3 separate regions of the Homo sapiens genome follow, and all the other regions are linked to region 3. A link is a contact called in ENCODE Hi-C or POLR2A ChIA-PET data. All regions are on one chromosome and are shown on one strand. Each heading gives the region's core, a stretch centred on a gene start or an enhancer-like site at or near the end of the contact. The rest is flanking DNA. Distances are from core to core; before and after follow the strand shown. Region 1 overlaps LINC01226 (long intergenic non-protein coding RNA 1226). Region 2 overlaps COL16A1 (collagen type XVI alpha 1 chain). Region 3 overlaps TINAGL1 (tubulointerstitial nephritis antigen like 1).

What was found. Hi-C counts contacts between places; a loop is a spot of excess contacts on that map. ChIA-PET counts read pairs that join two places held with the same protein, here RNA polymerase II (POLR2A). Pooled maps may share reads with other maps.
Region 1: a loop to region 3 is called in a pooled map, with 2.0 times the contacts of the local background. The contact joins two enhancer-like sites. A Hi-C loop is called at or near these places in 1 of 50 pooled maps. POLR2A ChIA-PET finds 5 or more read pairs at or near these places in 2 of 52 experiments (A673 and activated T-cell).
Region 2: a loop to region 3 is called in a pooled map, with 2.4 times the contacts of the local background. The contact joins two enhancer-like sites. A Hi-C loop is called at or near these places in 3 of 50 pooled maps. POLR2A ChIA-PET finds 5 or more read pairs at or near these places in 2 of 52 experiments (MCF 10A and PC-9).

The regions. Positions count from the first base shown.
Region 1 is chr1:31,522,171-31,526,869 of GRCh38, forward strand. It overlaps LINC01226 (long intergenic non-protein coding RNA 1226), which reads left to right. Exons shown (of 3, transcript NR_027085.1): 3 at 1-2,075. Among named protein-coding and RNA genes, the nearest start is that of LINC01226, 6.1 kb to the left of the region's middle. Within about 2 kb of position 1,763, at least 7 of the 41 ENCODE cell types and tissues checked have a DNase peak (open chromatin) inside an H3K27ac peak, as active enhancers do.
Region 2 is chr1:31,662,570-31,667,186 of GRCh38, forward strand. COL16A1 (collagen type XVI alpha 1 chain) reads right to left here. Exons shown (of 71, transcript NM_001856.4): 53 at 3,468-3,512; 54 at 3,313-3,366; 55 at 3,014-3,049; 56 at 2,603-2,665; 57 at 18-89. Among named protein-coding and RNA genes, the nearest start is that of PEF1, 20 kb to the left of the region's middle. RefSeq lists enhancers at 3,232-3,771, 3,772-4,310. Within about 2 kb of position 3,147, at least 8 of the 41 ENCODE cell types and tissues checked have a DNase peak (open chromatin) inside an H3K27ac peak, as active enhancers do.
Region 3 is chr1:31,586,079-31,590,448 of GRCh38, forward strand. TINAGL1 (tubulointerstitial nephritis antigen like 1) reads left to right here. Exons shown (of 12, transcript NM_022164.3): 11 at 632-677; 12 at 761-1,608. The coding sequence ends at 901. Among named protein-coding and RNA genes, the nearest start is that of TINAGL1, 12 kb to the left of the region's middle. Within about 2 kb of position 1,858, at least 29 of the 41 ENCODE cell types and tissues checked have a DNase peak (open chromatin) inside an H3K27ac peak, as active enhancers do.

The DNA.
Region 1 (4,699 bases), core at 513-3,012, 64 kb before region 3:
GTGTGGGAAGTGTGACATGTAACTGAATCGGATGATGGCAACTTTCACTGGGCAGTGAAAGGTCAGGTTGGTGGTAAAAGTCATGAGTTGACTTTGGGGCATCTTGATATAGTCACTTCCAATATCATGTGTTTCAACAAGCCCGTGTTCCTTCCTGGTCAGTTCCCCCAGCTAGAGTGTGTTTTACATCCCGCAGCATTGTATGAGAACTGCTAGAATATCACTCACCACTTCCCATAGAGATTCTGTTTGTTCATCTGCTTGTCCCACTGTGTGCCTTACACATAGTAGGTGCTCTTGGAATGTGTGTGAGATGGATTAACATGAGAAGTGCTTCTCTGCATGATTTCACCATTGAAGTGTTGAAAGCAACTAGCACTCCTCCTTCCTGACCTCCAGGCTTCCACCCAGCTGTGGGGACTGCTGTGGTGGAAGGGCCTAGTCTGAATCTGGACAGGGGAGGTGCCTGCAAATATTTTCGTGCCTGCAAATATTTTTGTGCCTCGGGACAGATGGATGTCCAGTTTACTGTCTGCTTCCTCAGTGGTTCTAGAGGTAATTGCATCCTGCTGTGTACAGTTAGGTCGTGGAGGAGACAGGCACCTTCTCTCGTCTTTCTGGAAGGTAACCAGAGGTCTTTCCCCTTTCCTATCATGGCAGCTGCTCAGTCGCAGGCTCCAGATGTCTGCTTCAGAATTCAAGAACACCTTCCTGAGCTGGGAAACAGATCCAAGGAAATATCAGCCAGAGGCTTCATTTTATCATCTGTGGAAATGCAAGATGTTAGAGCACCTAGGAGGGTCTTAACGTGCAAAACACTGTCTTGAGGCTGCCTGCAGAACAGAGGGTCATCTGCTTTCATTAGATTCTCAAGGGAGCCTCAACAGGCTACACCTGAACCCCAGGTTTGGGGCATCTCTCCAGCCCTCCCAGCTCTGACATCATCATCACCATTAACAGCTGAAATGTGTGAGGTGGTTGGGATGTACCAACAACCCTCCCAAGAGTCCCATATCTACCTGACCTCATTTGACCTTCACAGCAACCCAGTGACTCAGCTGCTATTTGGCCCACGTTTTACAAACCTGAGTCAGTGTGCTTTACCTCAGTGACCCAAGAACCCAGGTGCTAGAGTCAGGCCTGCATCCAAATCAGGGGTGGGATCAGTGGTGTGCCCTGAACAAATCATTATCCTCTTTTTTGTTTTATTTTTTGGAGACAGAGTCTCACTCTGTCACCCAGGCTGGAGTGCAGTGGTACAGTCTCAGCTCACAGCAACCACTCTCTCCTGGGTTCAAGTGATTCTCCTGTCTCAGCCTCCCAAGTAGCTGGGGACTACAGGTGCGTGCCACCACGCTCAGCTAATTTTTGTGTTTTAGTAGAGACAGGGTTTCACCATGTTGCCTAGGCTGGTCTCGAACTCCTGAGCTCAGGTGATCCACCTGCCCCGGCCTCCCAAAGCACTAGGATTACAGGCGTGAGCACCCCACCCAGCTCATTACCCTCTTTTAACTTCAATTTTCTCATCCACAAAATGAGGGCAATAATCTCCTTTCTTCCCCACTAGCCATGTTCATGAAAGTACTTATTTGCCCATTTTAAAATATGTAGCAATGTGCCCCAGAAAGGCTGGGGCATGAGTCCTGCTTGGGGTGGAGCAGGGAAGGCCTGCTCTGCCCCACTGGGGTGTCCTCAGATGAAAGTGGGTGTGGGCTGACTTTCTCTGAGCTCCCTGTGGAGTCACACGGGGAACTGGGTTGAGTCACAGCACAAGGGCACTCACATGCCCCACCCCGAGGAGGTCCCTGTTCTGACAGAAGCCCTGAGCCGTGACTGTGGACTGACACCCACTGCCTCTGTGACCTTGGGTGGGTTACATAACCTCCCACATGAGAAGGAGGCGGAGGCACCCGGGCTTGTGGCCTGAGCTAACCTGGGTAGTGGGAGCCCTATCTGTGAATTGCCAAGGGACTGCCATGGGGACTGGTGAGAACACAGCTCTGCAAGGCCCTTTTGATTTGTTTTAACCTTTAACTTTTCAAAAATTTCAAATTTAAAGGATGCATGACACAGTTGAAGTTTATCACAAATGGACTCACGAGTGTGTCTCCTCAGCTCCCAACTCCCGGACTCCTGACCTCCAAGGCCAATACTTCGAATTCTGTTAGGCATTTCTTCTAGCATTTATCTCAATAGTTCCAAATAACAAGCTCGTGATGCGATTTCACAACCCTTGCTTCAAATGTCATGTATTGACTTTCCATATGAGGGATGGTCCTTGTTTCTGTTATATCTCCCTGCTTCCTCTTTTCAGTTCTCTGAATATATGTTTTAAAAATTTAGGCTGGACGCGGTGGCTCACGCCTGTAATCCTAGCCCTTTGGGAGGCCGGGGCAGGCAGATCACCTGAGATCAGGAGTTTGAGAGCAGCCTGGCCAACATGGTGGAACCCCTTCCCTACAAAAATACAAAAATTAGCCGGGCATGGTGGCATACGCCTGTAGTCACAGCTACTCTTCAGGCTGAGGCAGGAGAATTGCTTGAACCGGGAGGTGGAGGTTTCAGTGAGCCAATATTGCGCCATTGCACTCTAGCCTGGGTGATAGAGCCAGACTCTGTCTCAACAAAACCCAAGGGCGGAGGTTGCAGTGAGCCAAAATCATGCCACTGCACTCCAGCCTGGGCGACAGTGTGAGACCCTGTCTTAAAACAGAGCAAACAAACAAACAAAAAAAAAAAAAAGAGAGAAAGAAAATGGGAGAAGGGGGCTGTTCCATGAAAGGGCCTTATATCCAAAATGACCCCCAAATGCCAAAGGAGCTGGAAACCAGAAAAGGAGGGAAACAAATTCAGTTTGGTCTAGAGTGTTTTACTGGGGGAGAACTTACAGGCAGAAGCGTAGTCTTGGGATTTTAGCTGCAAGGCAGAAGATAGATCTCCACACTGCTACTCCCCAGACCCGGGGCTTCTGTACCATAGGGAAAGGGCGTGTGTGTCCAGCAAGACAATAAAAGGCAGCCTCCAGAACAGGCAAGAATGTTACATGCATCATGGCCTATGATTTGTGTGATGACATTCAGATTGTCATCTTCTTACACTAAGGATAGTAAATAAAGTAAGAATCAGAAGGCATTTGCAGGACTGGGGCTAATTAGAATACAACATGGCACATTCATATCCAAGATGGAGTCACTTCCTGTCTCCACAGGGGCATTGAAGGAAAGGTGACACTTACAATTCTGATTGGTGCTTAGTGACATTATGCATAAATAAAGAAATATGCAGTTAACATATATAGGGTAAAAAGTTGTGGAATACGTAGGGGTCTTAAGGTCTGGAGAGGGGTGATTGATTCTACCCTGCATTTGTGCTTCATCTGATAGGCAAGGTTACAATCAGTCATGCCAGTGAAATATTTGACAGACTCCACCCTAGCAGGCGAGACTTCAGCTTTAGTTCATAGGCCTTATATTAGTACCTGTTTGTCCAGCCTGCAGCCATCTTGGGCTGTGTTTTAAAACTTTTTCTTTCAGATTTTCTTTTTTCTAAAAATCTTTCCCTTTTGGTTAAATTCTCCAAAAGAGGACTTTGAAAACCAAATAATATATCTGATGGATTTGAAGAGGACAGGTCCCCTTTGCTTGGAATTATAGGGCATAGGGGAATCAAATTGGAATTTTTAAGTGCCCTTGTTCTATTTTTCACTCCTATATGAAGTTCTGTCATTTGGTTTGTCAGTGAGGATGCAAAAATTCCTGTATTTCCTTTCAGAATGCGAGAGGCTCTCCTGTCATGCCAATATCTCCTCACGTTATGGAGAAAAGAGGTGATCATTGCAATTAGAATTATTTTCTTAGGCTGTTCCTCAGATGCGATGATGTGTTGCATGGTCAACCATATTGCTGAAGAGCCTTGAGGAGTTGGGAGGAAGAATAGGCCATTTGATGTGTTTTATAAACCTTGGGACTTTAGGATTGAAAAAATTTAAAACAAGGCCGGGCGCGGTGGCTCACGCCTGTAATCCCAGCACTTTGGGAGGCAGAGGCGGGCAGATCACGAGGTCAGGAGTTTGAGACCAGCCTGGCCAACATGGAGAAATCCTGTCGCTCCTAAAAATACAAAAATTAGCTGGCCGTGGTGGTGGGCGTCTGTAATCCCAGTTACTCAGGAGGCTGAGGCAGGAGAATCACTTGAACCCAGGAGGCAGAGGTTGCAGTGAGCCAAGATCATGCCACTGCACTCCAGCCTGGGCAACAAGAATGAAACTCTGTCTCAAAAAAAAAAAAAGAAAAAATTTAAAATAGAAAGCCCTTCCTCAGTTGATCAGAAATAGGGAAATAATGTGTTGGACAAATAGTCATCAGAAGACTACTCTTACATACATGCTACAGCTGTTAGTTCAGATCAATGAACTCACTTAATTTGGGCTGGAGTTCTATTCTTTCAGTGACATTTGCAATTTTTGCAGCATTTATAATATTTGTAACGTAGACATACTAGAAAAATAATTAATAATAGTGTGAACAACTGAGAGGTCCTTTCAGGTAAAGACAATGAAGAAAGGAAACAATCTATCATAGAAAAAAACCTTGAACTTGTATTTTGATAGTCTTATGACTAATCTAATAATTTTCCTCCCCCCTTTGTTTGTTTGTATTTGTACCTTACGATTTTTTTAGTGTATTTCACTTAGAACTGT
Region 2 (4,617 bases), core at 1,897-4,396, 78 kb after region 3:
AAAGGGCACACACTCACCTGAATCCCAGGAGGTCCCGGTGGCCCAGGGGAGCCAGGCAGGCCTGATGGGCCTCGAATCCCTTCGCTGCCCTGGAAACCAGCGCCGCCCCCCCCCCCCGCCCCACAATAAAGTCAGCAGGGCTTTGCCCCACCCATGGAGACCAGGCCCTGGGTCAAGGGTCCTGGTGACTGCTGGAAACAGGACAGCTGGCTTCTGGGCCCAATCTGTCCCTGTCTAACTGCATATGTGCCACACGTCGCCTCCCCAGGAGGATCTGTCTTCATCTGCAAAGCATCCCCTTTCCTTGCTGCCCCATGAGGAAGGGACAGGGCATCTTCTCCAGTGCTGACCCAGGGGCTGGCATGGCAGGGGCTCAGTAGCATGTGCTGAACTGAAAGCACAGCTTCAATCCACTGTGAAAGCTGCCTGTTGTATTCTACTCCATCAGACCCCCTGCCTCCTCCCCACCTACCTCCCTACCTTTCCCCCCATCCCAGCAGACATGGGCCCGGGCTGCACAGAGGCCTCAACAGCGCACGCAGCACCATGTGGGCTCTGATTCCCCAAGATGAAAAAGTGGGTGCCCCTGTCCTCAAGGAGCTCACAGTCCAGTGAGGGTCATGGGCCCAACACAACCAGGGGCAATACAACAGTCTAAGTGTTCTGTGTGGAAAGGGGCTCAGGGAGCTCAGGAGCGGGGAGCAGTTCCCTCTGGCTGGGGATCAGGGAAAGTGTCACAGAAGTGTCACCAGATGCTAGACTCTGAGGATGTCTGGGATTGGGCAGGTGGAGGAGAAAAGTGCATGCCAGAGGGAACCTAAGAGAAGGATAAAGACTTGCAAGTGGGCACATGCCTGGCCTGGCCAGGGCATCTGGGGGAGCCTGTGGGATGGGCTGGCAGGCAGAAGAGGCTGGAAGAGTCACCATGATGAGTGGGGGCCCTGAACGCTGTGCTAAACTTTATCGAACAGTCAGTGGTTTTTAAGCTGTACTTCTCAGAGCACTGGGGCTTCTGGGGGAGCCTAGAAGCTGGGGGCATGAAGTGGGGACTGAAGAGAGGGACTCTAGGACCCCCACCGTTGTCTTAGCCAGGGAATCTCCGCTTGTATTTGTTTTATAGATTGAGGTTTTTACATTTGCTTTTATGTGATAAAAAGACTCTGGGACTACAAAATAAAGTCTGAAAACCCCTGCTACAGGCACTGGGGAGCCATTGAATGTTCAAAGCAGAAGAGTGATGAGAACTGATGCATGGATTGGAATGTTTACCAGAAAAGGCGGGGGGAGGCAAGCAGCATAGCGGGGAAGGTGGCTGCATTCTCCCAGTGTGGAGAGGGTGGCTGCCCTGGATCAGTGGCTGTAGGGTGGTCAAGGGAAGGAATCCCGCTAGAGAGACCCAGCAAAGGGGAAAATGAACTCGGGGGCTCTGTAATGCCACCAGCCACCAGGAGGGGTCAGCAGAGCCCCAACCAATGTTGGCCCCCACTGGCAGTTGGGATGAAGAACCACTGGCCAGAGGTTTGGGATTCTCTGCAATGACCAGCCTAAGGAGAGCAGGGGCTGCCACTCAGGTCCTGGGGAGGGGAAGGAAGGGGAAGGGGAAGGGGAAGGGGAAGGGGAAGGGGAAGGGGGCTAGCAACCACCACTGTCCCAAGCATGGCTGATCAGCATGGGCTCTGGGGAGGTAGTGAGGTGCCCGGGTCCTCCTGGAGCTGGGAAGGAAGTCTCAGCTCTGCTGCTAACACCACTGTGTGCCTCTGGGCTGCCCCAAGCCTTGTGGGTGTCAGTTTCCTCACCTGCACAGTGAGACGTTCATGCGTGTGCTCTCAGGGGAAAGAGGCTCTCCACAAGGCTCAGGGGAAAGAGGCTCCCACCTGTCCCTCTGAACCCAGGTCCCCCGACCCCAAGCTCAGAAGTCAATCTTCGGGCTTCTTACACCACCCACTCAGCACATCTAGGGAGCCCAGAGGTTGGGCCGAGACAGGGATGTCAGCCCCAAGCCAAGGCAGAGCCATGTCTCCAGCATTTATCAAGCCAAAGTCAAGAGCAGCCAGCATAGGAGCTCCGCCAACTGCTGCTCCCCCAACCCTTGTCACCAGGCAGGACACGGGCCACCCCTGCCCTCTCTGGGCCCTTGGGGACAACTGGAGCACGGCTACCCAGGAGGAGCCCATTCCCCTTCCACGTTGGTGTCCTCCTTCAGGACGTGCTTCCCCCTTCTCTCAGCTCCTCGCTCATCCTCCCGCCCAGGAGACGAAGGTGGCCTGGGCTGCCTATCACATTCTACTCCTCCATCAGACCCCCTGCCTCCTCCCCACCTACCTCCCTGCCTTTCCCCCCATCACAGCAGACAAGGGCCTGGGCTGCACAGAGGCCGCAGGCATCCTGGGCCAAGCAGACATCCCGAGGAGCCCACTGGTCCACTGCAAGCCCTGTCGGCCTCCAGTAGTCACTGGGCCCATCCTGGAGGCCTCTTTTCCCAGCCTCAGTGCAACTGGGTCAGTCTTGGAATTTCCTGAAAGCCTGATGCTAGGGGTGGGACAGGGGCATGGGAGCTGCATGGCTCAGATCTGTGACTTTGCCAACCCAGGGTCCTGCTCACCTTCTCTGCTTGAGGGCCAGGTGGGCCAGGTGATCCAACTTTGCCTGGGAATCCAGGGGGACCCTGTATCAACAAAGGGGCAGGCAGGAATGAAAGTGGGGCTGGAGGGGGAGCTCCCCTTCTTTATTCTTCCTGTGCATGATGCACTGTTGTTAATGCAATTCATTTTGACTTCCTAGAAGCACCACTTGGGAGCATTACGTCTGCCTGGCCTGCTGGGCTGGGGCCCACACAAGAGGCTGGGCTCTCCAGGTCCTGGTTCCTGGAATCAGGCCTGGCCACCCAGGCCGTTCTCCCCTGCCTCTCCCCTCTTCTCCCCAGGACCATCCTACCCCAGCCTGGCCTGGTCAGGCCTGCCCCTCCCGATGAGACCACATCAGACAGAGCTGGCTTTGTGTCTTCTTCACTCACCGGTGGGCCCGGAAAGCCTGGCTGGCCTTGAAATCCCTAGGGTGAGAAGCAAGGGGCAGTGTGCTGTGCCACCCCCTCTCTCCTGCCTGGCTGCCCAGGTGGAAAGAGTGACGGGGGGGGCACCCTCAAACCCATGGGCTTTGCCCTCCCCTCTGCCCACCATGGCTGGCAGGTGAGGCTCTGGGCATGAGGTAGGTCACAACCCAAGGACAGGTAGGGTGGGGAGACTAGAGCTGGTGATCACCAGGGACCCAGCTCCTTCCCTGCCTCCCTGCAGCCAGGTCCCAGTCGTCACTCACCTGGTCGCCCTTCTCACCGGAGTTACCTTGGGGTCCTCGCTCTCCTCTGGGACCCTGTCACCCACAGAGAACAATGCAGCCGAAACCTAATCTTCCTGCCCTCAGACCCCAGGACAAGACCAGGACCACATCTCCCCATGCCCTCCTTCACTCACCGCTGGGCCTGGGGGGCCTGGGAGGCCTTCAGATCCTGGGGGGCCCTAAGGATACAAAGGAACAGAATCAGTCACTCCTCCTGGGGAGGTGAAGGATGAGGTAGGGGGATGTGACAGGGGACTGCCCAGAACAGAGGTGGCATGTGCTGGGAGGCCCCTGGGCTGGCAGGCCCCCTCTGCCTGATCTGCTCAGGCTTCCCTGCTCTTGCCCGAGCTACTGAACCAGCCTCCTAACTCGTCCTGCCACCTCCTGGCTCACTGCAAGCCAGCCAGCAAATGGCTGCCCTCTTCTCCTCCAGCATAGCTCTGATTATGTCACTCTCTTGCTCAAACACCTTATGCGGCTCCCTCTGCCTCTGAGTGGGGCGCACACTTTCCACCAACGCTGGTCTTTGAGGCAGCCTGTGATCTGGCACCAGCCACCCCTTCCCACTTCTCCTCCCTCTCTCCTTCTCATCTTCCGCCTTGCTCAGTCAGACTGCTGTTCTCTGACACACTCTATACCCTCACACCCCCAGGCCTTTGCACCCTTAGCACAGCTTTCTCTTCTACCTAGAATGCCCCCTTCCCCCCTTCCTAGGTCCCCTGAACCCTTGCCAAATCATCTGATGGCTGGAAGCTGTTCCTGCAGTGCCCCACCCAGCCTCTCCCTCTGGAATTCCCCAGTACAGACAGCCACAGGGATCCCTCCCTCCTGCTAGTCAGCTCTCAGCTCATATGCCACCTGCTCAGAGAGGCCTTCCTGCCCCTCCGCTTCGATGGTGCCCAAACACCTCTCCAGCCCCTTCCCCTGTCCCATTTCCTCCATGAGTCCCAGTCCTCATCGTTCCTAGGCACTTGTTTATTCATCTGGCAGCTCCCTCCCCCACGGCAGGGCAAGAGGGCAACTGCGCTCTGTTCATGGAGACATCCTCAGAGGGGAGCCTGGCACCCCACAGGCCCCTGAGAAATATCTATTACTGAGTAAATGCCTGATGGAGTTTGCTGAATCCCACTGGGGCCTCACTGAAACTGGTGAATCTGTAAGGCTGCAGTCCCAGTTTGGCTGATCCTAGATCTGAGGTTTGTGAGGTTTGTCACCAGATAGATGTGTGTTCAAGCCCAGGTTCCACCACTACCTCACTCACTAGCTTCAGGAGCCTGGGTGAGT
Region 3 (4,370 bases), core at 608-3,107:
AACTGTTCCTTCCTTACATTGGGATAAAATAACTCCAATATGAAGAGAGCCTCAAGAGTTTCTCAACCTCTCCCCACCTCAGCACCTGTCCCAGCTCTGCCTGACCCACCGAGTGACCTGGGAGGTCGCTCCCCTGGCCTCAGTTTCCCTATCCGATTTAGGGAATATAGATGTTAGGATCACTGACTTCAATGAACTCGGTGAAATGTGCTTTACGGTGGGAATTGGCGGTCTCTAAGATACCCATATTCTCAGAGTGTCTTCCTTCTGGCCCTTGGCACCTACCCCTCCCTGGATCCCCAAGTGAGGGAGGGCAGGTGGATGTGTGGTCCCATAGAACTGGCCCCTAGGAGGTGGGTCTCTGGAGGACCCAGGTTCCCTCCTCTTCTGCTCACCTTGCCTCCACTTGTCCCCTTGGTGCCCCACCCCCTCCCATGCTGGGCCTGGGTGCACCGACTTACAGATGTGAGAGTGAGGGAGATGCAGAGAGGTACAGAGACCTGCCTGAGCCCTAAGGGTGTACCCAACCCTCCAAAGGCAACTGGGGGCTGGATGGGGCAGGTTTCCGGGATTGGAGCTCCTGAGAGCAGGTAGACCCAGCTCCCTTCCCCCTCCTCTGCTCTGCCCACAGATGGGGAGAGGAGACGCTGCCAGATGGAAGGACGCTCAAATACTGGGTGAGGCCGCTGACCCTTTCCCCGCCCCCTCTTCCCCTCGCCCCACTCCCATTCCCCTTCTCACCACCCCTCCTTATTCCCAGACTGCGGCCAACTCCTGGGGCCCAGCCTGGGGCGAGAGGGGCCACTTCCGCATCGTGCGCGGCGTCAATGAGTGCGACATCGAGAGCTTCGTGCTGGGCGTCTGGGGCCGCGTGGGCATGGAGGACATGGGTCATCACTGAGGCTGCGGGCACCACGCGGGGTCCGGCCTGGGATCCAGGCTAAGGGCCGGCGGAAGAGGCCCCAATGGGGCGGTGACCCCAGCCTCGCCCGACAGAGCCCGGGGCGCAGGCGGGCGCCAGGGCGCTAATCCCGGCGCGGGTTCCGCTGACGCAGCGCCCCGCCTGGGAGCCGCGGGCAGGCGAGACTGGCGGAGCCCCCAGACCTCCCAGTGGGGACGGGGCAGGGCCTGGCCTGGGAAGAGCACAGCTGCAGATCCCAGGCCTCTGGCGCCCCCACTCAAGACTACCAAAGCCAGGACACCTCAAGTCTCCAGCCCCACTACCCCACCCCACTCCTGTATTCTTTTTTTTTTTTTTTTAGACAGGGTCTTGCTCCGTTGCCCAGGTTGGAGTGCAGTGGCCCATCAGGGCTCACTGTAACCTCCGACTCCTGGGTTCAAGTGACCCTCCCACCTCAGCCTCTCAAGTAGCTGGGACTACAGGTGCACCACCACACCTGGCTAATTTTTGTATTTTTTGTAAAGAGGGGGGTCTCACTGTGTTGCCCAGGCTGGTCTCGAACTCCTGGGCTCAAGCGGTCCACCTGCCTCCGCCTCCCAAAGTGCTGGGATTGCAGGCATGAGCCACTGCACCCAGCCCTGTATTCTTATTCTTCAGATATTTATTTTTCTTTTCACTGTTTTAAAATAAAACCAAAGTATTGATAACTACAGTGTCTTGGAACCTCTGGGAGTGGAAAGCCAAGCCAAAGTTGGGCTGGCAGTGGTTAGACAGCAGAAAGGACTGCCTGAGGTGTTGCTGGTTGGCAGGGGTGGGGGGACTGGAAATCCTAACTTCCATTCAGCCCTAATTGTCAATGCCCTGGGCACTGACCCACTTGGGGGAGGGGCATGGATGGCATGGCCTTTGGCCCTAGAGAGAAACCTGAACCGTGGGAACCACCTTTCAGACGCTGAGTCAGCTGCCGCCTGAAGGGGGAGCCCTGCACTCCTATCAGCTGAACCGGTGCCAGTGCCCAGCAGGCAAGGGGGGCACAGCCCTCAGAAGCTGGAGCCTCTGTCTCTGTAGATCAGTCTCTCCAAGCCATCCAGGCAAGGGGGGCCTCTCCTCGGCCTGCTCTTGGGCCAAGCTGAGCCTGCTTCCCACCCCACCTCCTCAGATTCCCAGTGCCAGCACAATAAGCCAGGCCTCAGCCTGGCTCCAAGGCCATCAGAACCCACCCGCCCAACCTCGTCACCAGCTCCTTGCTGCCTCTCAAATGCCCGGTACACATGCAGACTGCCAGACATTCGCTCACGCTGCTCTCCGGGCCAGATGCCCTTCCATGCCACCCACCCCTTGTCCCGCTCCAAGGTTCCTTCTTCCAGACAGTGCCTGTGAAGGTCACTGAAGTGCCAGAGGCTGTGCAAGGAGCCCAGGCCACCCCATCCCCATCCGGCGTGGGTTAGACCCTCCCTCAAATCATCTGCACTCTGCCCTTCACCCAATATTTCAGGTATCTGGGATCTATTGAACTTCCGCATTATGCTGGAAGTTCCTAGAGGGCAGGGATGGTCTGTTTCATTAGTGGGTCCTGGTACCCACACCGAAACCCTGGTATAGGGTGGCCCTCCAATGTATGGAATGACTGAGTGGATATGGCCCATTCTTTCACCTCCAGGCCCCTCCCAAGCCTCCACTGCGTCCCCCCGGGCACAGACGCCAGGCTGGTGCTCCTTCCTTTCTGGGAGCCCAAGGGCCTGTGCCTGGGAGGGGGATCCCCGAGCGCAAGGAATCCTCCCCGCCGCCACCTCCAGCCAGTGGGGAGGCAGGGGCACCCTCAGTCGCCGAGGGACTGCGGCAGGGAGGTCCCCGGGGGCCCCTGGCAGCCCCTCAGGATCGCCGCGTCCCCCGGGCCTCACGGGCATCACCTGAAAGGAATGCGGGCGCCGGATAAGTGGCCGCCTTTGTCTCGCTTCCTGTTTGCCAGGACGTCCAGAGCCCGGCTCCAGCGGCCCGCCCGCCGGTCCCCAGGGAGCCAAGGCCGGCGGGGAGCCCCGAAGGGGCGGCGGCCCCTTCGCACCCGCTCAGTGGCCCCGGGACCCGCCCCGCCGGTAAAACCCGGTTCGGAGGCAGCTCGGTGGCCCCGCGAGGCTGGAATTTTCTACGGGTACCTTCCAAGGAAGCTCTGGGGGGCGGGGACGGTCGGGCGCGGCCCGCCGGGTCTCAAGGCTGAGGCTAAGGCTCCGGCTCCAGCTCCGCCCGCCCTGGCGCTGCGGACCCGTGTTGATGCCAGAAAGGGGTCCAGATCCAGACCCCAAGAGAGGGTTCTTGGATCTCGTGCAAGAAAAAATTAGAGGTGAATCTCTGCAGTAAAGTGAAAGCAAGTTTATTAGGAAAGTAAAGGCATAAAAGAATGGCCACTCCGGCAGGGCGCGGTGGTTCACGCCCGTAATCCAAGCACTTTGGGAGGCCAAGGCGGGCGGTTCCCGCGGTCAGGAGGGGCCAGGCTGACCCCCCAGTGTCAGAGACCTCTGAACCACAGCAACTCCATCTTGAATAGGGGCCGGGTAAAATAAGACTGAGATCTACTGGGCCGCATTCTCAGACAGCTAGCCATTCTAAGTCACAGGGTGAGATAGGAGGTCGGCAAAAGATACAAGTCATAAAGATCTTGCTGATAAAACAGGATGTGGAAAGAAGCCGGCCAACAGGCGCGGTGGCTCACGCCTGTAATCCCAGCACTTTGGGAGGCTGAGGTGGGCAGATCACGAGGTCAGGAGATCCAGACCAGCCTAACCAATGTGGTGAAACCCCGTCTCTACTGAAAATATAAAAATTAGCCGGGCGTGGTGGTGTGGGCCTGTAATCCCAGCTACTCAGGAGGCTGAGGCAGGAGAATCGCTTGAACCCGGGAGGCGGAGGTTGCAGTGAGCTGAGATGGTGCCACTGCACTTGAGCCTGGGCAACATAGCGAGACTCCATCTCAAAAAAAAAAAAAAAAAGAAGAAGAAAAGAATGGCTACTCCGTAGAGCAGCCCCAAGGGCAGCTGGTGTCCCATATTTATGGTTCTTTCTTGATTATCTGCTAAACAAGGGGTGGATTACTCATGCCTCCCCTTTTAGGGTCACTTACTGACATTGCCATGACATTTGTAAACTGTCATGGCACTGGTGGGAGTGCAGCAGTGAGGACGACCAGAGGTCACTCTCGTGCCATCTTGGTTTTGGTGGGTTTTGGCCGGGTTCTTTTTTTTTTCTTTTTTGAGATGGAGTCTTGCTATATTGCCCAGGCTGGAGTGCAGTGGTGCGATCTCAGCTCACTGCAAGCTCTGCCTCCCGGGTTCATGCCATTCTCCTGCCTCAGCCTCCCGAGTATCTGGGACTACAGGCGCCCGCCACCATGCCCGCCACCACACCAGGCTAATTTTTTTTTATTTTTAGTAGAGATGGGGTTTCACTGTGTTAGCCAGGATAGTCTCAATCTCCT